3 separate regions of the Homo sapiens genome follow, and all the other regions are linked to region 1. The links are chromatin loops, found by intact Hi-C in ENCODE. Cell type or tissue: dorsolateral prefrontal cortex. All regions are shown on one strand. Links, peaks and the distances in the headings refer to the core of each region. The heading gives the core; the rest is flanking DNA.

Region 1 (7,867 bases), core at 1,950-5,949:
GGCCCCCCGGTTTGTGGCACTTCGCTAAGGCAATGCCGGGAAGCTGATGCAGAGGGGTAAAGTGACAATCAGGCAGTGATTCCCCAACAGGTGAGCAGGACTGGGGAGGCTGGGGAGGCTGGGGAGATGACCCAGTCCACCTCCAGCACCCACCGCTGCTGAGAAGCCAGGCAGGAGGCAGTGGAGGGGAGGCGTTGAGAAGCGTGGAGACAAGCAAGTCTGGACCCTGCTCCGCAGACCAGACACCCCCCAGAGACACCCCCCAGAGAAGGCGGGCGTGGGAAAAGAGGCTAGGCTGGAACTACACCTGGGTGCCCCTCCTGGGAAGCAGGGGGTTTGTGAACACCTCCAAGGGGCCTCTCTGAAGCTGTGCTGTGGCTCTCGGCCTCCCCAGCCCCTGCTGGTGTGAAGAACACAGAAAGGGGTTGGAATAATCTAGCAGCTGCTTGCTGTCCCAGGCTGGCCAGCCCCCACAAAGTGTTCCCATCTGGCCCCAGCCTGCACAGGCAGCACTAGCAGCCCCCCGTGAGTAATTTGCAGGCTCGGATGGATGGGCAGAGCCCAACCAACTTCAGCCAGTGGAGGGAAGGCCTTGGCCTTTGCAGGTAGGGGAGACAGCTCAAGGCCAAAGATTCCCATCAAATCCTGAAACGCCTCTGCCCAGCCTGGCCACCCGAGACCGCACCCAGCCAGGAGCACTCCCCAGAGAGCCCACACACGCTTCCAGGTCTTCCTCCCCAGCCTGCCAACTCAGTCTCAGCATCACTGGTTTCATTTCACTTAAAAAAAATTTTGTTTCAATTTAGCTTCATTTGGTCATTTTAAAGAATAAGTTGTCTGTGCCCCCAGGTAGGGTTATTTTCTATGTTGCCCATCCTCTGCATAAGGCGTCACTGTCCCTGGGAATATACAGGGATTCTATGCCTGGCCTCGGAAACTGAAATGAAATAAATTTGCACCATGAGAGAGTAGGTCCAACTCTGCACAAATTAAAACAAAACACAACAAAAAATGTTTCAGCCAGAAGTAACATTCGACATGGTCTACCCCCATCAGCTCCTTTTACAGGTGAGGAAGTGGAGGCCTAAAAAGCTGGGAAGACTTGCTCAAGGTTATGCTCAAGGTTACATCCACCTCTTCCTGCAGGGTAGAGGCTGGAGGGTCTCAGAAAGGCTCCCTCCCTCCCTTCCTGCTTCACAGCTGGGGACTGGAGGCCCAGATCCAGACCCAGAAGCTGGAAAGAAATCCCAGGTTGTGAGGCCCGTCCTCCCACTCAGCCCCCAACTCTAGGCCTGGGACCCTCCACAGCCCTCCAGGCACCAGGGGACCAATCGGGATGGAACCAGCCCCTCAAGACCCAGGGCCACTACCTAGCAAGTCCCTCCTTATCTGGGTAGCCTATACCCCCCACCTTGCCTTCCCCAGACCCTGTGCTAGGGACCCCTGCCTCAGGAAGTGAGCCCTACTGAACAGATGGGGGGCGGCATTTGTGGCTCGCGGCCTCTTTCTCTGTCCCTCCCTCCCGGCCTGCCCCCTGCCCTTCGAAGAAATTGAATTCCAAGGAGGAAGAGGGGAGAAAGAACACCCAAACCCCTGCCTTCTCACTGCATAAATACCTAAATCCCGGGTCCTCCAGAGCCTGCCTGGAGCCTGCCAGCCGCTGCCTGCGGTCCTGCCCACAGCCTGAGGTCCCGGCCTGCACCTCCTCATAAGCCCACACTGGCGGTGCCATGCCATGGGCTCCCCTGGGCTCCCTCTGCCGCCCAGCCTGCCCCGCACACTCCACTCGCGCCGCCCGCCCTTTGCTGCAGGACGGGGCCAGCCAGGGCAACTCTCCGCAGCCCAGAGCTCTCGTCCCTTGAATCCTGCCGGTGGAGCAGGGGGCAAGGGGGAGCCAGGCACGCCCAGCCCCGGACCCGCAAGCAGGGACCCTCGGGGCGGCGGTCCGCACAGGGCAGGGGCTGCTGGAGACCCGCGGCCCCCACCCCCGACACTCACCGCGCGGTGCCCAGCGCGCGCCAGGGCTCCCATCAAGTCCTCTCGGAGCCCGCAGCAGGCTCCCACTTCTGTTTTTCTCTGACAGCCATGCAGGCAGCAGGCCTTCAGCCAGGCTCCCCGCCGCGCTTCCACGCACGCACACTCACAGTCACGCTCGTGCACACTCGCACGCACACGCACGCTCACGCTCATGCACACTCACACTCACATTCGTGTACATGTACACATTCACACCCGCATGCACACTCAAACTCACGCTCACGCACACTCACGCTCGTGCACGCGCACGCATACACACGCCCGCGCTCACACGGACACGAGAACTCGCCCCGCTGCGCGCCTGGCTCCCGGGACGCCTGGAGCTGGGGAGCGAGGGCCCCGGACGCCTGTAGCCGCCAGGGGAGGCCGGAGGGGCAGACGGGTGCAGAGAGCAGCCGGAAAGGCAGTGCCCGGCCACCAAGAGGCCGATTACTTGAGGGGCCTGAGGTGTGGAGCCCAGGCCGAAGACCCTGGGTGCGAGAAGGCAGCGGCCAGGAGGCCGCCCTAGAGCCTCGGGAGCGGGCGGGGGAAGGGGGATGTCCACGGAGACCAGAGTTGGTGGCTCTGACCGAGGAGGGCCTCGCGCTCCCCACGCCACTTGGCAGGGCTGGGGACACGCGCCCTCTCCCCCCTCTCCCTGGGGCCGCGCAGGGCTGTACCCGGGCTCTGCCCAGATCCCCTCGGAGCGGAAGATGCAAGTTGGCTTTTGTCTGACCCGGTCAGACAGAGCCGTTCTGTGGGATAAAGGCTTAACGCTCCGTGAACACGCAGAAAAAGCTCCGCGCTGGCCCTCTGACAATCCCATTGTCTCGGGCCTGAGCCCGGCGGTTTGGTCTGAAAGCGCCAAGTTCATGACATTTCAAAGAGCAATGATACTGGGAGAGGGGGGTGGGCAGGGGAGGGAGGGGTGTGCAGGAGAAATACATTCCTAAAATACGAAGTAACAGTATCTGACTCCCTCGCCAGCGCGTTCCTCAGCTCAGCCCCCTGCCCCACCCTCCACGAACCCATTCAGACCGAATCCCCTTCTCCAGCCCCGTGTGGACCCAGAGCCAGGCTGCAAAAGTCAGGATCACCAGGGACTGCGGTTTGGAAGGTGAAGGTGTGAAAAGATGCCCAAGTAGCTGCGTGGAAGCTTCCTGGAATGTCAGCAGAGTGACAGCAGCCGTTTAGCACAAGCTCCCATTGTCTGCACTGCCCCACAAGATAAGAATTTGCCAAAAAGGACTTTAGGTGCCCACATGAGTTTATTTTAAAGAGCTAGAGTGTTACTGTTTTCTTTCATTTGTATTACTGTTCGTACTATATCCTTTAAAAAAAAAACTATTTTCTGAGCCAGGAAGCAAAGGAGCTTCCATTTTTAGTGTTTAATTTGTTTAATGTGCCTCGGCAAAAGCAAATAATTCCTGAGAGAAAGCAGAATCCTCAGGAAATTGAATGTGTTTTGTCTCCAGCGAAGTTTCCCTTGAGTGATTTCGTTTGCTTTCTGTCTCGCCAAGCAGGCTCTGCACTGGGACCTCCAGCAGGCTGGGGCCAGGCTGGGCAGTCTGCAGCCCCTCTCCCCACCTTAGGTGGTGAGGCTTCTCTGATCCTCAGCCCACTGGCCAGGTAAACTGTGCTCCCGAAGAACAAAACGTAGCCTTGTAGAGTCATTCTAATGCGAGGAGAAAATAGGATTAGGCCAGAGTGTCAGCCAGGTAAGTCGGATTAACAGCAAGGTCCAATACATTTTGGCATTCTTGTGCTATTTTTAATTGTACAAAGGTATATGCTTCCCTTCCCTGGCTTTATTTAAAGAGGCTGTTTGTTTGTGCCCAAGAGGTAAATGATGAGCGATAAGGCTCTATGAGGAATTGGAAATGTATAACCTTGCAAAATGACATTTCGCCCTGGAAAGTGTGACACGCACACACGGGTAGATAAAGGGAGAGTGCGGAGCGTCCCGGGCTTTGTTAACGCTTCTTGCCCCCTGGCGTTGCTTTGATGGAAGGACACCCCACGCCTGGCTGCAGAGGTGTCTGCCAACGGCAGGAGCTCCTTCCCCACAGGCAGCCAGGCAATGACTACAAATCGATTCATTTTAAAAAAATATCCAAAGTCAGGTGTTAAAAAACGTATGAACCAGGATGGTAGGTCATTAAACCGTGGGAGAAAAGAGTTGGCAAAAACCTGCTTATATTATTTTTTAAAATATATATCTGTATTGCATTTTGCCACATGCAAATTTAGTCTAGGTTTGTTAATCAGGATCATGTGAGTGTGTCATAAATTAACATGATTTCTTCGGGGCAAGTCAAGAGAGAATGTATAATTGTTTAAGTTTGCAAATCATTTAGCAATTAACTTGGGGGGCAGAGGGCTGCAGTTCCCGGGTGGCCAAGGACATTCATGAGCCATGTGGAAGTTACTGAGTCGAATTGTAACTGTCCATGGCATTTCTGACCGTCCTTTCCAGGCCAAATGACAGACAGAAAGCCAGAGGGGACAGCACTGAATCCAAATGCTTTTGCATTCTGGGTGAGTGTGAACTGAGGGCACAGAAGCTTGGGGCCAAAGGAGAAGAAAGTTGCATTTGATCAAAGTTCCCCCTTTTGGGCAGAGGGCTGAGAGTGAGGATGACCAAGGGGTTTTGGCTTCCCTTTCAGACTCTGCATATGTGAGGTGGCAGGGCAGGGTTTAGGAATGTCATTTTCCTTAGATAGAGAAGGGTGTTCCCAAAAGAATTGTCCAGGGGTCAGGATTCTGGGAAAGCCATAACAGATGTATGTCTGTGAGGGCTTCCATCAGCTCGTGGAATGTTTTCTTCCTGTTGCAGAAACAGAAAGAGCAGTTTGTTGAATCTGAGAGTCGGTTTTGCCGACCTTGTTTAACTGCTGTCTGTCTGAGAGCTTCTTGCAGAGACGCTGGAGAATTCCTGGGGCGGGGGTTATTTCAAACTCAAGAATCTATCATTCCATTTTGATTAATCTGGTAAAGCAGGGTTCTGTTTCTCTTTTAAATTTTTTCTTCTTTTCCATATTTAACATAGATATGCATGTACATGAGAAGTAATGGACATTCAAAAAGCCAGATCCTGCTGATTCCACATTTCAATGGCTTGGTTTGCCAACTCATGCATGGGTGCCTCTAAACACTAATCAGTAATCCAGTTCATTGCTAAGGCTGCAGAGCTCCAGGATCTCTTATTTTCTCACAGGTGGGAAAAGACCCCCCGACCTTCTTGGTCTAAGCTCTCTTCTGGTTACTTGGTACCCACATGTTTACAAGGTATTTATTTTCATTAGACCTCCGATCGTTCTAAAGGCCTGCAGAGCCCAACCCTTCCTGCCTCCTCCTCTCCCCATCTTTAAGCTATAAAACCTTGGCGGAGTTTTCTGGGCTGTTCTCCAGGTTTTTGTTTTCCCCACTGTCCAGCATGGTACCTGAGATTGAGTGCAGGTGCAGCCGGCAGGACACAGTGGCTCCAGCGCCAGCTTCCGCTCCATCTCTACCCCATCCTTCTCCTCTGACTTATTTTGCTGTAACTCTGCACTTAATCTGATGAGGAAGGGTCCCTAGAATGTAGAATGTTGAACAAAATTCTCCCTAAAACAGGAGGAAGAGCTGGCCGTGGGGAGCGGGTTCTATAGTAGCTGCAAGTTGACCAAGTATGTAGAAAACATCAAAATGTGTCTCCATTCCCTTTCCTTGGGTCTGGGAGGAATGTCCCTGAGCCGTTCTTCCCAGCCCTTTTGTAACTAGCAGATGCATTTGTTAGAGAGGTCCTCTTGTTATCCCTGTTCTCAGCATTGTTCTTTCAGCTAGAAATTCACAGTAAAGGTGAGCCATCCTCCGAGGCCGAGGGGCATAGCTGAAACTCAGCAACAGGAACAGAAGTGAACCTCTCTTCACCATGTGTATTCGTGGGGTGGGGGTGGTGAAGGGGAAAGGAGATAGTGTTTGATTTTGTGAATCCAGGGTGAGGCTACAGGGACCCCAGAAGCCTCCTCTTCAGGCCCTTCAGTCAGCAAAGGCGGCCTCCCATCCCCAAGGCGCAAGCAGCGCAGATACCATCACAGCCGTAGCCCAAGCGCGCGGGCCCTCGGCCACTGTGTGCCTTCCCCGGACGTTGGTCTATGCGGAGCAGCCCTCAAGCCTGACTGATCCGGGTCTGCATCCCGCGGGTCTGGACGCGAGCTGGGCATCCGACCGCACCGCGGCGGGACGGGGAGCGCGGCCGCCTGGAGCTGCTTCTTCTGGGCGCTGGGCGCACGCTGCCGAGCGCGGGGCTGGGGCTTCCGGGGGCCAAGCCGGCTCAAGCCCGCACAGGCTCGCGGCGGGGCTGCCTGGCTGCCGCGTCTTGGATCCGGCCTGGGCCTGAGCTCCTGGACCTGGGGTTTTGTTTTGTTTCGTTTTTGTGGAGGAGAGGGGGTTTGGAGACATGAATTGCACTGGCATGGTGTAGGGGAAATATTTGGAGATAGTTGGCAAGAATTCATCCCCAGGTCCAAGGAGTCCAACTAAGCCCGGTTTTAGGGAAGCCCAGCCAGATGTATCTTGAGACAGAAAAGGACATCGTGCTAGGTCTGTGGGGCGGACGCTGAAGAGTTGCCCCGCTAGGAATTTCCTTCCTTTGCAACCGTGAAGGGCTCGCTGCTGCAGTCCAGTGAGCCGTGGGACTCCAATGCCTGCTTCCCACCGCCAGCCTGTTCAGGGGAAATCAGATCAAATCCACCTGCAATCACAACTCCTTTATCAGCTGGGGGGCCCCAAATCTAAAGGGAGAAATGGGACGCTTTAGGAGCCCACCTAATTTGTGATGAGAAATGGAGAAGGGGAAATTCATATCCAATAATAAACTGCTGTAAAAGTAGGTTTGGAAGAAGAAAAGTGAAAACAGTACATATGTTTGTAAGTATGTGCTCATATTTATTGAATATTTGTCTTCTCTAAGTATAGCTTTATTAGGTGTCATAAAACCCCTGAGTTGAGCAGAGTCCAAAAGCCGTCTTTTGGCCAAGCTCACACACATCAGCTCTCTTCCTGGGTGTCCCCCGTGCATTTTATTTATCTTTCAGTTTATTCAAACTTATTTTGAGCCACATGAAGGCAGTTTTATTTGGCTAGTAGAGATTGTGTTTAATTCATTGAGTATGCATTGTCAAAGTTTAGACGTCAATGCCAGCCTGAATTCCAAATTGGGAAGTTAAATATTTGTTTTTAATTTTCTGGCTCAAAAATGTTAACTAACAGAAATGATTCTTTCTGCTCTAATGTGCTTGCATAAATGGGGTTATTAGAACTTTCCCCTAAAACAACATTTGCTTCCTGTCCAGACACGTTGTGTTTGGAAACTTCACTCCTGGAAGAAATTTTTAATATGTATAAATAAAAAGTAAATGCCTGGCCTTTGAATGTTTTGGTACAGAGGCTTATAGGAGGAGGAAAATGAGAATGCAGCATTCCTATCTCAGTAGCTTGATTACAGACAAATTTAGGTTGTGGTGGAAAAGTATTAAAGGGCTTGCATTACAGAAAATATTGACACCAAAGTCCCCTTAATGGTTGTCCTTTATAAGATATGGAATTTTGTAAAGAATTTCAAGGTTTAATTTGCCAACTCTTTTAGGTTTGTTGTATTATTGTGCACTTAATCTATTTATACATACTTCTTAAATTCCGTGATTTGAAAATGACAGAGAACACAAATGCAAATAACTTCACACATAACCCTCATACTATTGGGAATGGAACCAGGAAAGACTACACCTTCTCTGTAGAGGTGTATTTCCAGTAAATCAAATTGCAGACAGTTTAAAACATGATGCTCAAACTGAGACCTCATATGCGA
Region 2 (7,867 bases), core at 2,391-6,390, 450 kb before region 1:
AGCGAGCTGAGCACCCTGAATGGTCGGGTGTCCCCAGCCTGCTGGCCAGGAGTCCCTTCGCCCAGCTTGTATCATTTTTCGATCTCTTCCCTTCATGAAGTCAACCTCTAAGAATCCCTCCCCTTTCTGTCATTTTATTTCTGAAACTGCTGGAGGTTTGCAGCCAGATAACCAAGTTAGAAATGTTTCCAGAGCAAGCAGCGTCCAAGTGGGGGTTACTGGTGCGTTCTGAGTACACGAGGCCCCTGCAGAGATGGGGTGTGTGAGGGTAAACAGTTTGTGTGTTTGCAGAAGGCCTGATGGAATTTTCCCACCAGAATTGTAAGGATTGCACCAGCTGATTCCAGCCTCCATAGGAGGAAAGTCCATGCAGAACCAGCGCTGAAATGGCCGGCTCACCGCTTTCGGAACAGTCTGCCCTGGTGTCCTTATCTACTCGTCTCTGTGTGTCACTGGCCAGGGGCTTGAAGGGCTGCCCTGGTTTTACATTTGGAAAAACTGAGGCCCCAAGAGGCAAAGAGGCTCCCAGGCGCACCGTGGGAAGCAGAGCCCCCCGACCCCGCGCTCCTCCCACTGCACTCTCTGTCTCTCTCCTCGCTGAGCACAGGCCTCCTGCACAGCGCCCGAGCCGCGCAGGATATGAAGAAAGGAGAGGCGTGCGCGGTCAGCCCACCCTCTTCCTTGAGCGTCTCTGCCAGGCTCCAGGCTGAGGAGTGGGGACCACCGTCTGATCTCTCCGTGGCTCAAGGGTTTCAGGCTGGTGACCACATCGGTATCTATGGCAACAGCCCCACCACGTTCGCATCCCAGAATCGGACCTCCTGGCCCAGGCCGGGGTCTCCTGACAGCGGAGGACTCAGCCAGAAGATGCAGAAGACCGCTGCTGGGAAACCCGCCGGCCTCTACCCAGCTCCACAGGCTTCTGCCCGGCTCCACCGGCTTCCCTCTCCCTCCCTGAGGCTTGGTGTCCTCCTCTATAAAATGGACAGCCCCGGCTGCCCAGCCTCCCTCACTAAATTGCCAGAACGAAGGAGGTGCTTTGAGAAGTGACAGGCACTGTGCAAACCTCAGGGGCCTCTCCCCTGTCACTCACAGGGCACCCGGTCCGCAGAGCCTCACCTCCTCGGGTGCATCCGGGGTGCTGTTCGGGCAGTGGCTCGGCAGAACCAGCAGCCAAAGTGGCTGAGGGCAGAGTCCCTGACCCCCCGACAACCCGGTCAGAACTCACTCTCCCTTGGTGCCCGGAACGCAGAGGCGCTTCGGAAACAAGATTTCTCATCTGGGTAATTTCGGGATGGCTCCTTCGCCTCGGAACCTGACTTCACTGCCGGGGTCCGCCTCTTACCCCATCCCTGTCTGCCCCCTGCACGCTCAGCCCACTCCTCCCTCCCAAATGTCCCCAGCTCTCTCAGGTCCTCCACCTTGACTGAGAATTCCAGATTTACAGCCTGGGCAACATGGCAAAACCTCACCTCTAAAAAAACACAAAAATTAGCCTGCCACCTAATTAACCAGGCACGTGCCTGTAGTTCCAGCTACCTGGGAGGCTGAGGTGGGAGGATGGCTGGAGCCCAGGTGGTCAGGGGTGCCATGAGTCAAGATCATACCCTGCCCTCCAGTCTGGATGACAGACTAAGACCCTATCTATCTCAAAAAAAAAAAAAAAAAAAGACAGAGAGAGAGAGAGAGAGAGAATTCCAGATTTTGGTCCCGCTCATGTAATTCCCAATTTCACTTGGCAAACGTGGCCTCTCCCTGACTATCCTCCAACTTAGCATCAGTGAGGCCCAGAAATGGCAGCACAGGGCAGCCAGCAGGGTGTGGTGATGGAGCTGTTGCTGTAAGGCACGTGGATACATTGATGCCAGAGGTCACGTCCCCCTTGCCCACCCCTCCCAAGGAGGACGTGCAGGGCTGGACTGGGTGAGAGCCTCACTGATCCAGGGCCTTGGACTCCTCCCCTGGCACGCACAGTGGGTGGTGTTTTACCCATCCTCCTACGAGTCACTCCTTTCCAAGTGCCACATCCCCAGAGGACGTGCCAGGTGCGGCTGCTGACTGCGCTGGGGCCCCATTAAGGCATCTGTCTGCCTGACTGCACAGCTTAGGTCATCATTGGACGGGGTAGGACCCCGTGGACCCGGCTTCCCTTGCATCTCTCAGCTCTTCTGGGAAGGAGGCCACCTCCAGCACTAGCCCAGGAGACGAGTCAGTTACTGGCGTCAGAAGGGGAGGCCCACCAGAGAGAAAGAGAGAGTGGGCCCCTTCTCACTGGAAGGAGGGGACGGCCTTTGGGCAGCCCTGGGGTGTGCACCTGCTGGCACCTGGCCTGGCATGTGCTCCAGGTGCGGGAGTGACTTGGGGTGCAAGGCAAGGCTCTGTGCTGAAGGCTTCATGTGGGCACTCTGTGTTCCAGCTTTATGGAGGAAAGACTGAAATATAAAAATCATAGGTATTTAGTGCGTGCAACATGGTCTTTTGTATAAGTACACACTGCGAAATGGCCATGACAATCAAGCTGACTAACACATCCAATAGCTCACACGCTTTCCATTTTCCTGTCTTAAGAACACTTGAGATCTACCGTCTTTGCAAATTTCAGATATACTTTATTACCGACTATAGTCACCCTGCTCCCCGTTGACCCTCCAATGATAACTGAAACTTTGTACCTTCTGAGTAACAGCGCCCCATTCCCCCAGCCCCCAGCCCCCAGTAACCACCATTCTACAGGCCCCAGCCCCCAGTAACCACCATTCTACTCTCTGATACTATGAGTTCCATGTTTTCTTAGATTTCACATAGAGGTGAAATCATGTATATTTGACTTTCTGTGTCTGACTTATTTATTTCACTTAGTATAATGTTCACCAGTTCCATCCACGTTGCTGCAAATGAGAGGATTTCACTGCTTTTTATGGCTGAATAGTACTCCATTGTGCACATACACTGCATTTTCTTTATCCATTCATCCACCAGTGGACACTTAGGGTGATTCCAAACCTTGGCTATTGTGGACAGTGTTGCAGTGGACATGGGTGTGGACAGCTCTTGAGGGCATTGATGGCATTTCCTTTGGGTACATGCCCAGGAGTGGAATGACTGGTGATATGATTTCGATTTGTGTCCCTGCCCCAATCTCACGTCTACTTGTAATTACTAATGTTGGAAGAGGGGCCTGGTGGGAGCTGATTGGATCATGGGGGTGGAGCTCCCCTTTTCTGTTCTCATGATAGTGAATGAGTGCTCACAGGGTCTCGTTGTTTAAACGTGCATAGCACCTCCCCCTTTGCTCTCTTCCTCCTTCTCCAGCCATGGAAGAAGTGCCTCCTTCCCCTTTGCCTTCCGCCATGATTGTAAGTTTCCTGAGGCCTCTCCAGCTAGGCTTCCTGTACAGCCTGTGGAACCATGAGCCAATTAAACCTCTTTTCTGTACACATTCCCCAGTCTCAGATAGTGGTTTGTTTGTTTTTTGGGTTTTTTTTTTTTTTTTTTTGAGACAGAGTCTCGCTCTGTGGCCAGGCTGGAGTGCAGTGGCGCAATCTCGGCTCACTGCAACCTTCCAATTCCCTGGTTCAAGCGATTCTGTTGCCTCAGCCTCCCGAGTAGCTGGGATTACAGGCACACACCACCACGCCCAGCTAATTTTTGCATTTTTTTAGTAGAGATGGGGTTTCACCATGTTGGCCAGGATGGTCTCGATCTCCTGACCTTGTGATCCACCCGCCTCAGCCTCCCAAAGTGCTGGGATTACAGGTGTGAGCCACTGTGCCTGGCTCAGGTAGTTCTTTATAGCAATGTGAGAACAGATTAGTACCACTGGATCATATGGTAGATCAAATTTTGGATTTTCAAGAAACCCTATACTGTTCTCCACAGTGGTTATGCAGTCTTGATAAGTCAAAATAACCACAATGTTGAATAAATGAAGCAAAGCGTGGCAGCCTGTCCACATTGTCACCTCCTTCTTCTGGTTACAAAGTCTCTCTGTGGACTTTGTGCCCACCTGGCAGGGCTTTCCACTGGAAGTCTCCTCCTGGAGAAGCACTCTGCCCCAGCCAGAAGAGCGAGAACCCCAAACTGTGCACACAGTAACCGGCCCAGAGGAAGCACGTGAACCAAGAAGGCCAAATCCAAGCCTCTTAGGGAAATTACTAGGGATGCCAAAGACCCCAGAGCCAGGTGCTGCCAAGAGCCGTCTCTGCCACTAAATAGAGAGCTGCTTGAAAATGAAATCAACAGAGACCCAGGTGCAACAATATGGCAGACTGAGCTAAGCCGGGACCACATCTCTCCTGCACAAACAAGAGATGATGGGTAACATGTCAATTAATACGTACCTGGAAAGGAAATAAAGAGATATCCTCTGGTGACTACAAAAAAAAAAAAAAAAACTTAAGCCAGATCCTTAAGCTTGTGAACTGTCATTGCAACAACCCAAGGGGTTGACTTGGCCTCTGCTCATTTGAGGCAGGGACCTCACTCTCACCCTGAACATGGAAGGGCTTCTATCACAGGGAAGGGACTGACAAGGGGATGGGAAAATGCTAACCTTTCACTCCAAAAAGCAAAAAAGAAACATGGCTCTGCCCAGGACTCTGTGTCAGAAACAAACAGAAGCCAAAACAGAAAGTCCTCTGCCAGGAGGAACTGGAGATCCCAACAGTGCCACAGATGGGTGTGGTCTCCAGGTTTGTGCCCACTGCACGGTGCACGGCACCCCAGCCAAGAAATGCACACGACCCCTGAGGCACAGAAGCAAGTGTGAAAACTCCGTGCTTTCCTCTCCAGGGACTCAGAGCCCCTTTGGTGTGGTTCATGACAGGACTCGCTGCCTTGAGTTACTTAAACCACAGGACTGGGTGTTACATTTCGACCAAAAGACAGTCTGGGAATGGTCTTAGACAATAGGAGCTGACTAAATGCTTGTGAAATAAACGGAAGTAGGAATAAATGATGGTACATGAACCAGAGAACACGCTTCTTCCGGATGTCTCCGGCCTCTGGAAAATACCGGGGTGCACGGTCCCTTGAATTTTAGGGCTGGTTCATGGGCGGGACTTTGAACCCACCAGAGAAGCCCAAGTGGACGGAGACCTCACACTGTGATTGAGGGTCAGGGTCTGTTTTCTAGTTCTGCCCACGCAACCTCCTCAACCCTTGACATGAGCGAGGCACCTGCATTAGAGAAGCTTCGGTTTCCTCGTCCAGAACATTAGAGGGTTGGATCCGATTCCTGGCTTGCATTTTACTTCTAAGTTTTGATGACGGCCTCCTGAGATGATACCATACACACTTTTCCTTTTCCTTTTCCTTTTCTGGTTGTTTTTGGGGGGTTTTTTTGTTTGGTTGGGTTTTTTTTTTTTTTTTTTTTTGATGAGTCAGAAACTCAAAGATTTCCTGGGATGTCTGCGGACTCTGCCCTGCTCAGAGACAAGGAGCATTTTCTAGACCACATTCTGTTCCCTGTTTCATGGTCGGCTTCTGAGCACTTTGTTTTTGTTTTGATTTTCCTCTTTGCTCTCTGAATGATGATTTATCTGGTTTTTGGAATAGAGGCTGAAAGGCCTAATTGTGTGTGTGGCTTCTGAGGTTGTTTCAATTTATAAATATTTTAATAGGACTTTTATTCCTTCATAACAAATATCTTAAAAACCTTTGTACTCAGAGCAAATGCCTTGGTTTTTCCTATTTAAAAAAAAAAAAAGAAGAAGAAATTTTTTTCTTTCCCTACCTTAAAAGAGAGAAAAAAGGAAAAAGTCAGGAAAACTGCCACAATGTGAGGCATCCCTAAGGAGCCTGTGGTAGTCATACCTGATTTAAAGCAGCTCTCCAAAGCCCTGATGGCATTAATTTTCCATTATTCCTTACAGAGATTCCAAACCTAAGACAACAGTCAAGAACAGATATCCCTCATTTTAATTAAACTTCTTAAGGACTGTATTATTGAGTACATAAGACATACAAGATATTTCGACCTCCAATTTGAGAAATCGTAAAACCAAATGAGACCACAGAAAACTCCGTAGTTCAGGAATACAGCAGCCCAGACCTATCCGGATAACACACTGAGATGAGAGAAGGACAGAGCAGCCCAGTTCTTTTTTTTTGTTTTTGTTTTTGTGTTTTTTGAGACGAAGTCTTGCTCTGTCGCCAGACTGGAGTGCAGTGGAGCAATCTCAGCTCACTGCAACCTCCGACTCCCAGGTTCAAGCCATTCTCCTGCCTCAGCGTCTTGAGTAGCTGGGACTACAGATGTGTGCTACCACACCCAGCTAATTTTTGTATTTTTAGTGGAGACGGGGTTTCACCATGTTGGCCAAGATGGTCTCGATCTCTTGACCTTGTGATCTTCCCGCCTCGACCTCCCAAAGTGCTGGGATTTCAGGTATGAGCCAGCGCACCCGGCTCCAGAGCAGCCCAGTTCTAAGAGAGAGTGGAAGCCAAGTGAAGGCAGGGAAGGAAAGGGAGGGACCACGTCCTTGCAAAGACTGCCCCTCGCGTCCACGCCTATTTGTGCTGGCTTTTTCCCTTCCAGTGTGCTGCTTAGCCATGTAGATACGGGTTTAGGTTTGAAAACTCTGCATAAGATTCTTGGTTCACCTCTGACCTAATGCCTTTTCTTCTCAATCAATCTTTCCTCTTGTGCTGAGTGCAAGACCTTACAGAATATTCCCCCAAAAATCACTTCAATCATCCCAGGGTGTGTCTACCTGCCACCAAACGTGTCTCTGGAAACTCAGAAAGACGACTCATTTCAGGGACTCAGATGTCTGACATTCTGAAGACACAGACTCCCAGCACACTTCCTTCCTGTACCAGGGGGATTGAGAATAAAGTGTGGAAACATGCACTGTGTATTAACCTAATGGTTAAGCCCAGGAAAAAATACTGTCTGGGCTTGGATATCGTCACAGTGAAATGTATTCTTGCCCTTAGAGCTGCTCAGATGATGTGATGATGCTGGAAGCCAAGAGATGACAGCAGGATTGAACTATTGCCCAAAAGCAATTACTGATTAGAATTGATTATTTCTACAAAGAAAGGTGACTGATGGATTAGTTGTCACGTCACAGCAGGTTTGGGAAAAACTGTCATAACTGAAAGGGACTAAGCTACCAAAAGACCATAATGCTTCAAGGATTCCTCTGGATGCAGCTCTGCAAACCTGAAGTTAAGAGAACGTTGATGCAACCCCTGGATTTTCCAGGGCTGTCCTTGAAAGATCCCATCCTTGTTCTTCCCCTTCCACCAAATGAAATGATCCCATCATTGTCATAACACCTTGCGGCGTGAGGAAGTCGTGTTTAAAAGCACACGCTTCTGCCATGCCTCTGAGCTTTACAGGGGATTATAAAAATGCAGACCTCATTTAAGCCCACAGTAAATTAATGGGAAATGATATGTGACTAAATATTTGAAAGCTGTTGCCGTGCCTTATTTGATTTGCCTAATTACGTGTTTTACTGCCTCCTTTATGGAACTGTTGCCTAAGGTATCTGAAGTCTTTATACTTACTTCTTCCTTAATAGCTGAATCAAAATGCCACGTGATCACGTTGGCATGCAGCCTTGAAATTGCGTCCAAGCCCATTGACGTGTGTTTCCGGGAGGGAGATGACTCTCCTAGCCCTTGGTGGTAGAATGTTGGGAACCGTAGATCGGCCTTCTTAACCAATCTGATACAAAGGCTCTCCCAGCCACTCCGTCACCTCCTAACCCCATGGCTTCTCCACCAAGCAAAACAAAACAAAATAAAACAAAACTAGGGTATAAATATGTCAGGATAAGAAAGAAAACATGTACACAACATTCAAACACCGTCTGCCACTGGAAGAGACTCCAGGACAATTGTGCACATACTTGGC
Region 3 (7,867 bases), core at 2,391-6,390, 150 kb before region 1:
CATTCGCAGACGTCCCTCAGATCAATCCAGACCCAAGCTCAGGGCCTTGTGGGGGCGTGGCCTGTCCTGGGCACGTGAGGAGGGGCAGAGTCTGGGGTTAGCAGGAGGGGGGTGGGAGGGCTCTTTGGTGGATGGTCCCCAGATCTGCCACAGTTCAGGGTCACACGCGGGTGAAGGCGGAGAGCCCAGGAGACAGTGAGACCAGCCTGCAGGGTCCCCAGTGTCTGAAAATGAGGTTGGTGGCAACAGTCCCTAGTACTTACTTGCATTTTCTTGCAAGCACAAGAGGAAGGGATGGTGTGCAGATGGACTGCAGGGCTGGAGGCCACACTTAGCAACCAGGAGTTTCAGGGATCACCCCTAAATTGTTTTGCAAGGGCTGTTGGCCCATGGATGCCACCTTAATAAGAAAATTACTTCAGCAACAATTGAGAAAGATGATGGTGCAAGAAAATGATGTTCACAGGAACCTGTAAATTGCCATGTGAAAAAATCCGAAGGGTATTTTCCTATTATTAAGTGCAAAAAAGAGGTTATTAACCCGCACATACAGATGCCCTCTTACGTGTCTGTGTCTGTTCACTGCAGGAGGGAGCCTCAGGAAATACACTGAGACAATAGTCACAGTTCTTGTATCTGCGTATTACTGCTGAGCTCCTTTCTTTCTTTTTTTGTTTATCTGTTAAAATTTTTTCTATAATAAACATATTACTTGTTAAATTTAAAACATAAAGTTTTGAAGGTTTTTTTTTAGAAATCAAAAGAATTCCATGATAATGTAGAAATTCCTATTCTAAAAAGTAGCATTGTTCTTAAGAAGATGGAACACTATACACAGACACGTGATTTTGTTTCGTATAAAATATTCAACAGAGGCTGGACGCAGTGACTCATGCTTGTAATCCCGGCACTTTGGGAGGCCAAGACGGGTGGATCACCTGAGGTCAGGAGTTTGAGACCAGCCTGGGCAACACGGTGAAACCCCATCTCTACTAAAAATACAAAAAATTAGCGGGGTGTGATGGCACATTCCTGTAGCCCCAGCTACTCAGGAGGCTGAGGCAGGAGAATCACTTGAATCCAGGAGGCGGAGGTTGCAGTGAGCTGAGATCGCACCATTGCACCCCAGCCTGGACGACAAAAGCGAAACTCCGTCTCAAAAAAAAAAAAAAAAGAAAAGAAAAAAAATTCCACAGAAAGCTGTGATGTGGCCCTTCCTTGAATTGTCCAGCTTCATTCCTGGTGGTGTCACTGGCCCTGGAGCAGCCTCAGGAACCGATGCAATCCTCTATTTTTGCTCCATGCATGTGTCCTTTGGTGCTTTAAGAGTCCTCGGAAGGAGAGGCTGGAAGGGAGGTAGCTTCCCCCTTTATCTCTGCTGCTACTCTCTCTTCTTTCCATAACTCTCATTGGCCAAGGACCTGCTCTTCTGAGACACGTGGGTCTCATCTCTCAACCATCTAGAGGACATGAGAAGATGTTAGCATGCGGAGTAATAAATAGCCCCGGCTCCTTTACTTACAGTCCTCATGTTCCTTTCCTCTCAAAGAAGAGCAAGAAGCATCAACAGATGGATGCTCTGGTCCTTACATCCCTAGGACTGGGGGTTGTATACATTTTTAATTTATTTGGTGGCTTTTATTGTGTACCATCTTCTATTTTATTTCTCTTTTATCTTATTTAAAAAGAGAAACACCATCACTCATTTTTATTTAAATTGCTGGCATGATTCTTTACTGATGGTGTTTGTCAGAATAGTTTAAGTATCATACACTGCCTGGTGTCAGTGTGGATCACCACGAGCGTTGAGAGTTGACTTCTTGCTCATGTCGTAGTCTAGTGTGGGTTGGCACGGGGCTCTGCTCCACTTGGTCATTCAGGGACCCAGGCCCTTCTGTCTTGTGGCTCCTCCTCCTCCAAGCCCGAGTCCTGTTCATCCAGCAGGTGGATGGGGAGAGAGAGCATGGAGGATTCTGTGGGAAATGTTTACAGGCAGGGCTAACAGGGAGGGGCCTTGCTTCTGCCTACGTTCCACGGCTGGGACTCCAGCACATGTCCTCACCTAGTTGGAAGAAGGGCTGGAAACAGTCGAGCTGTGTGTCCAGGAGGAGGAAGAAGTGGAGTGTGGTGACCATATAGCAGGTCACTGGTCACTGGAGAGAAGCCTGGTAGCATGGGACAAAGAAAGGCACCTCAGTATGGCCCTGGATGCATTTGGTGACCTGAGAAGTTTCCTGAAACCTATGACTATAGGTCTCAAGCACAGAGCGGCCCGTAGGCTTTCTAACCTCCCAGTACTGCAGAAATAACCAGCCCCGCCCAGGACCTGTCTGCTGCAGTGGGTGATCAGTCATCCACAGCCTCCCCTTCCCTGGGGACTTCACTCCAGGTAACCACAGGTAATGCTGCAAGTCCCTGTTTCACCACTGCATGCCATGGATTTACAGCATCCCATTTCAAATGGCACCTGGATCCCCACTGCCTCTGACCCCGCCAGGTGAGGACAGCCCAGCCCAGAATATCATCCCGGAGGGTTTACTACCTACAGCCAAACCTTGCACCAAATAAAATACTTGCCAGCCTCCAGTTGCAAATCTCAGAAACACTTGAGCTCTTTTAAATGGAAAGGAATTTACCTGCCTCTTCATACCACAATACCCTCCCCATACCTGATTCCCATGAGAAGATGTTGTAGTCTTCTCCAGAAAATCCTGATGATAGCAGACGATGCTTACCAGAGAACAGCAGAATCGGTGAGAAGTCTGGCTCTCCGTCCACCGCCTTCCAAATCACAGATGAATGCATCCAATGACACGACCCTGATCCCATAGAACCCTCCAGCTGCAAATGAGTCTTGGAAGTGTAGGGCTTTGCTTTCCAGCCTCTGCAGCCCCGTGGAAGGTAGGATGGGCCCTGAGTGTCACCTCCCTATTTGAAGCCTTCTAGGATTAAATCAGGCCTCGTGTGTAGGCAAGGAAGGGAGAAGGGGTTTTGGGGAGGCAGTTGGTTGGACCTGTCTCATGATATGTGCTCTGTTCATTCCCGGCTTCCTTCATGTCCTTTGGTAAAGCTTTTCTGTCTTACTCCTGTGGATTCTGTACATTTCTTGAGTGTATCCTTATGCCTTGTGTGTGTTCGGCTGCCATTGTGCCTGAGTGTGTGCACCTGTAAGCTCTTGGCTTCTCCCATCTCTGGATCATGATTCATCTGCAGTTGAAATGCTCCCTTCCTCCTCTCCCAAGTGTTCAAACTGAGAAGGCTCTCCCCTGAAGCTTCTGCTGTTGGTCCGGCACAGCTCACCTTCCTGGAGGCAGGGCACATAGGAACAGCTGGCATTAATACTCCATGATGATTGAAGCCCTGGCACCAATGCTGGGTCCATCCCACAAGTGCTTGCATACTGACCAGGCAAAGGCAGGAGCCCCACAAATGTTGGATTTGGCATTAGGGAATTGGGGATGCAGGAGTGTTTTGCCACTTGTTTGTTTTTGAGCGGAGCCTTCTCCGTGCCCTTTGCAATGTGCTGTGCATCCAGCTGCCTTTTCTGCTGAACACAGCCCTGCTCTCACATCAGCCAGGTCACCGCTGGGCTGTCTCAACCTCCCTTTCCCCAAGCTGGGGTCCTGTGCCCACCAGAGCCAGAGAACCGCCGACCTCCTCAGTCACATCCTCCCAGGAAGATAGGTGATGCCCTCCAGCATCTCTTGTCCACAGACACCGAGCAGAGGCTGAGCTCTGACTCCCCAGCCTGGTCTTTCCTGCTCAGGAGCCGCCCAGCGCCCGCTCCCTCAGTGCCCAGAAAGCCCTGTGCTTTGCATGTTAGTTGTGGCCTGACTGTGGCCTTCACCGGAGGCCGGAGTCCCATTACGTTCCAGTCTCCACGCCAGCCCCTTGCTGCTGTGGGGGCAGTAGGGGAGGTTCAGGACCCAATTCTATGAATTGCCCGGACCTGCCACCAGGGCTGCCTCGCTCAGTGCAGTGGGCCATCCCGCGACGCTGTGAGTGGAGCAGGCTGAGACCTCAGCCCCTGCAGCTGATCCGCCTTCCCGGTCAGTCCCACATGCTAAGGCCTGACGTCATCAGGCCAGGGTGGAAACTCACACCTGGGGGAAGAGGAGCAAGTGTTCGCATCGAGTGTGTGTGTGTCTGTGTGTGCACATGCAAGTGCACATGTGCATTTGTCTGTGCACGTGTGTACACGTGCATGTGTGTCTATGCATGCGTGTGTGTGCCTGTGTGCACGTGTGTGCATGTGTGCCTCTGTGCACGTGTGTGTGCATGTGTGTGTGTGCATGCACGTGTGAGTGTGTGTGTGTGAGCTCAAAGTCACCTATCTCAGAGCAGAGACAGGGAAGGCGTGGAGCAGCTGCGTGGGCTGGCAGCCTATCTGGGCACCAGAGGAGGCATCTGAGGCCATCAGGAGACTGTGCCTGGGTCAGGGGAAAGGAAAGGCGGCTTTTCCTGCTTACCTGTTTTGGGGCCCCTAACCCGCTGCAGTGCACATACAGGGCAGGCATGTCAGTGTCCTAGGGGGACGCAGTGCTCTTCCCGGCGGGGCCAGCAGGGGGACCTTTCCCCCCGGGCTTCCAGTCCTCCGGCCGCCACCTCAACAAGGGGTTAACACCCCCTCCCCCTCCCAAACCTCAGGGATTAAAAATTTATGCTGTCCCCAGGGGATGTGGGGAGGAGGAGGGGATGTGGGGGACACAAAATTAAAAGGGAAAGAGATTATTTTTAATCCTCTTGGTGGGTGCTGAAACAATGCCGGGAGAGCAAAGCCGCTGAGAGTTTGTCCCGTTAGATCCAGGCGTGAAGGACGGACTGTACTACAGGGAGCAGGTAATTACAAACTGCACATCTTTCTCCTCTCCGTAAGAAATTCGCCTTAATCCCATAGCTATTGCTTCTCCGGTCAAAGGTGCTCAGATTTTCATAACGCCCGGCGCTGTGGACGAGTGGAATTCACATTTGATACCCGCTTTTCCCCTCGGGGGTTTCACGCCGGACCGGGACGGAGCGAAGCGACGGGCCCTGCTGGTGCTGCGGGGCTTCCCGCGCGCTGGGTGGCGGAGCTGGCCCCGCTCTGCGCGGGCCGGAGCGTGCACCTCGCTGTCATTCTGAGGCGCGCCCTGCACCCGCGGCGAGGTGGCTGTGCAGGCCTCACCTGGGCATATGCTTAGAGTAAACAAACGTTAACTTTGCGTGGAGAGCCACCGGGAATGAGGCACAAGCTCGTTTTGTTTCCCCTCCCTCTTTGACGAACGGGCATGTTCCGAGCCGGCACATCCGAGCAGACTCACTTATCTGCCAGGTGACAATGTCAGACCCCGAACGAGAGGTGCCTGGCTCTTTCCTCCCTCCAGCCGTTCCCGTCGGGCGCGGAGTGGGTTTTGAGGGTGAGCGAGGCCGCGCCGTTTGGGAGGCGCTGTTTCTGCGGCTGCCTGTGTGGTGTGAGCCACGCAGATGTTGTCACTGTACGGCGTATGCTTGGTTACTCTAACTGCAATAGAAGATCCTCTAGCGATGTGCAGAGCTTGCACCTGTTAGAAGGACGTTGAGTGGGTATCGATTTGGGATTCTTTTGGTTGTTAATAGCGGTAAAGGAGAAATGAGCACGTTTTGTTTTCTGACTGTAGACTCAGACGGGTGGTGTGTGAGGGCATGAATTTTCCTGACTGATGAGATGAACTTTATCCGTCATGGTTCCCAGGGACTCCCAACACGCATAGCCAGGAGACGGCGAGGCACAAGCACACAAGTTCGGTCTGTGTGTTGCAGACCGAACTCCATGAGCGAGGCAGTTTTTCCATTGTAATAATATGGGAAGATATTGTAGAGGTATTATGGGATTTTAAAATTCAAATTCTTTTCAGTTGGATTTGATTGAAAAAAAAAATTCTCAGCAACCTATTTTAGGAGGAGGTGGTAGGAACCATAAAATATAGCAGTGGATCATCTGGGGTCCTCCCTCTATTTTTGAGACGGAGTCTCGCACTCTCGCCCAGGCTGGAGTGCAGTGGCGCGATCTCGGCTCACTGCAAGCTCCGCCTCCCGGGTTCACGCCATTCTCCTGCCTCAGCCTCCCGAGTAGCTGGGACTACAGGCGCCCACCACCGTGCCCGGCTAATTTTTTGTATTTTTAGTAGAGACGGGTTTCACCATGTTAGCCGAGATGGTCTTGATCTCCTGACCTTGTGATCCGCCCGCCTCGGCCTCCCAAAGTGCTGGGAGTACAAGCGTGAGCCACGGCCCCGGGCCCATCTGGGGTCCTCCTTCTAAAGAGCTGGAGAAGGCTGTTTAAGAACAGTTGGGAAAGGCAGTGACCTACAGGAAGACACAGAGCCTGCAGGGACACACAGAGACACAGCTCTCTTCTGTGAGCAGAACCCACGAAGCTAGCTTTGTCATCAATCAGCTATAAAACCAATCACGCTGAATTTTCAGAACCAATATTTCCTCTCTAAATGTTAGTATCATTTTAACTTATGAAGTATCCTCCTAGACATTGATCTCTGCAAAATCTTATGTATTAGTTTGAGCAGATGCTGACGCATATCTTGCTTTATTTGCTCAAGCTGTCAGTCTGGAATCCAGGTTGATCCGGTTCTCACACTTTAACCTGATCCACGCAGGGGGAGTGACAGTGCGCACAGTGAGGGCCACTCATCTTGCTCGGGGCTTCTTGCTGTTGCTTCCGGGCTGACAGTGGCCAGAGGCTCAGGGCTTAGGTGGCTCTGGGGAACTGGTGAAGCAAAACGAGCCTTTTCTCCACTTCTGAGGCACCGCCCTGGAGCTCTGCCCAGGCTCTCTCTTAGGCCGGCACCCATTGGGCCTGACATTCTTGCTGGGATTCCCTGTTTGCTGTCTGCCTGGTGTGATTGTGTGAAGCTGAATGCAGAGAAAGCTCCCAAAGGGTCAACAGGGCTGCTCTTAGGAAACAGAAGTACAAATAAGGAATTATCCCCTCTCTGAACGCTGGCTGTGTCTCTGTGGGCACAACCCCATCTGACAGGGAAGTGCCGATATCCTAAGCTGCAGAGAGAGGAAGAGAAGGACCCACTTTGAGCAGCCTATAAGTCAGGACCAGCCGGTTGAAGGCTTGGCGGCGTCCAACACCAGACTGCGCCATCCAGACACTGTTTTAAAACTTCTAAATTAGTTGTCGAAGCCTCTCAAACTTAAATGTCGTGGCTAGCCTAATTACCTACATGTTATTTAGATTCTATTTCTTGAATCTCAGTTTCTAAAAACATCAACATTTAGCACGGAAGGCAATTACTTGTCAAGAATTTTGGCATAGTGTGAGCCCAAATTTTCCTTTCAAAAAAGGCTTTCTGGAATGAGAAGCCTGTGAACAGCTAGAGGAGAGAGTGAGTGGTCACACCGTTTGCAGCACCGGCTCTCAGCTGGGGCCTGAGGACGCAGGGCACGCATGCCTGTGGGAACTAGGCGGGTTGTGTCTGGGGACAGTCAGATTGGTTCTGTGCTCAGTTTATAGCCAAGGATGTCAAGACAAACTGCACAAAGGGCTCCACCTGAACAAAACTATGCGGAAGGCCAAGGCAGGGAGACCATCAGACTGGAGAGCAGACAGCCTTCGTCCCAGGAGAATGACTGAGCCCAAGTTTCTACTTTTGGACCTAGGTTCTATGCCAGTGGTTCTCAACTGGGGATGGTTTTGTTCCCCAAGGGACATTTGGCAGTGGCTGGAGACATTCCTGGTTTTCACAACTGGAGGGGAGGAGAGGCTCCTGGTATGCAGTGGGTGGAGGCCAGGGACGCTGCTCAGCACCGCAGTGCACAGGGCGGCCCCACAGCACAGGATCACTGGGTCCCCCACGGCAGTAGTGCTGAGGGTGGAGAAACC

What was found. Hi-C counts contacts between places; a loop is a spot of excess contacts. Peaks named below come from ENCODE experiments on the same cell type or tissue, not always from the same donor. Only the 100,000 strongest peaks of a DNase experiment are listed, where the experiment ranks them.
Region 2: it touches region 1 in a loop (9-fold over the local background); 2 of 110 quality-filtered maps call a loop at or near these places.
Region 3: a loop joins it to region 1, with 4 times the contacts of the local background. A loop is called at or near these places in 19 of 110 quality-filtered maps.

Annotation. Positions count from the first base shown.
Region 1 is chr7:155,376,447-155,384,313 of GRCh38, reverse strand. It overlaps LINC03010 (long intergenic non-protein coding RNA 3010), which reads right to left and starts at 2,238. Exons shown (of 3, transcript NR_147174.1): 1 at 1,999-2,238. RefSeq lists enhancers at 1,369-2,180, 2,181-2,992, 5,728-6,228. In dorsolateral prefrontal cortex, for the core only: CTCF peaks have their summits at 3,809 and 4,012; DNase peaks (open chromatin) are centred at 2,243, 2,842 and 4,003; H3K4me3 peaks cover 1,319 bases; H3K27me3 peaks cover 4,000 bases.
Region 2 is chr7:155,824,435-155,832,301 of GRCh38, reverse strand. No RefSeq gene overlaps it. Among named protein-coding and RNA genes, the nearest start is that of SHH, 16 kb to the right of the region's middle. In dorsolateral prefrontal cortex, for the core only: no CTCF peak of the experiment used is centred there; no DNase peak of the experiment used is centred there; H3K27me3 peaks cover 1,263 bases.
Region 3 is chr7:155,530,732-155,538,598 of GRCh38, reverse strand. All of the region lies in intron 2 of CNPY1 (canopy FGF signaling regulator 1), which reads left to right. Among named protein-coding and RNA genes, the nearest start is that of CNPY1, 12 kb to the left of the region's middle. In dorsolateral prefrontal cortex, for the core only: a CTCF peak has its summit at 4,576 (motif pointing right); no DNase peak of the experiment used is centred there; H3K4me3 peaks cover 1,329 bases; H3K27me3 peaks cover 2,924 bases.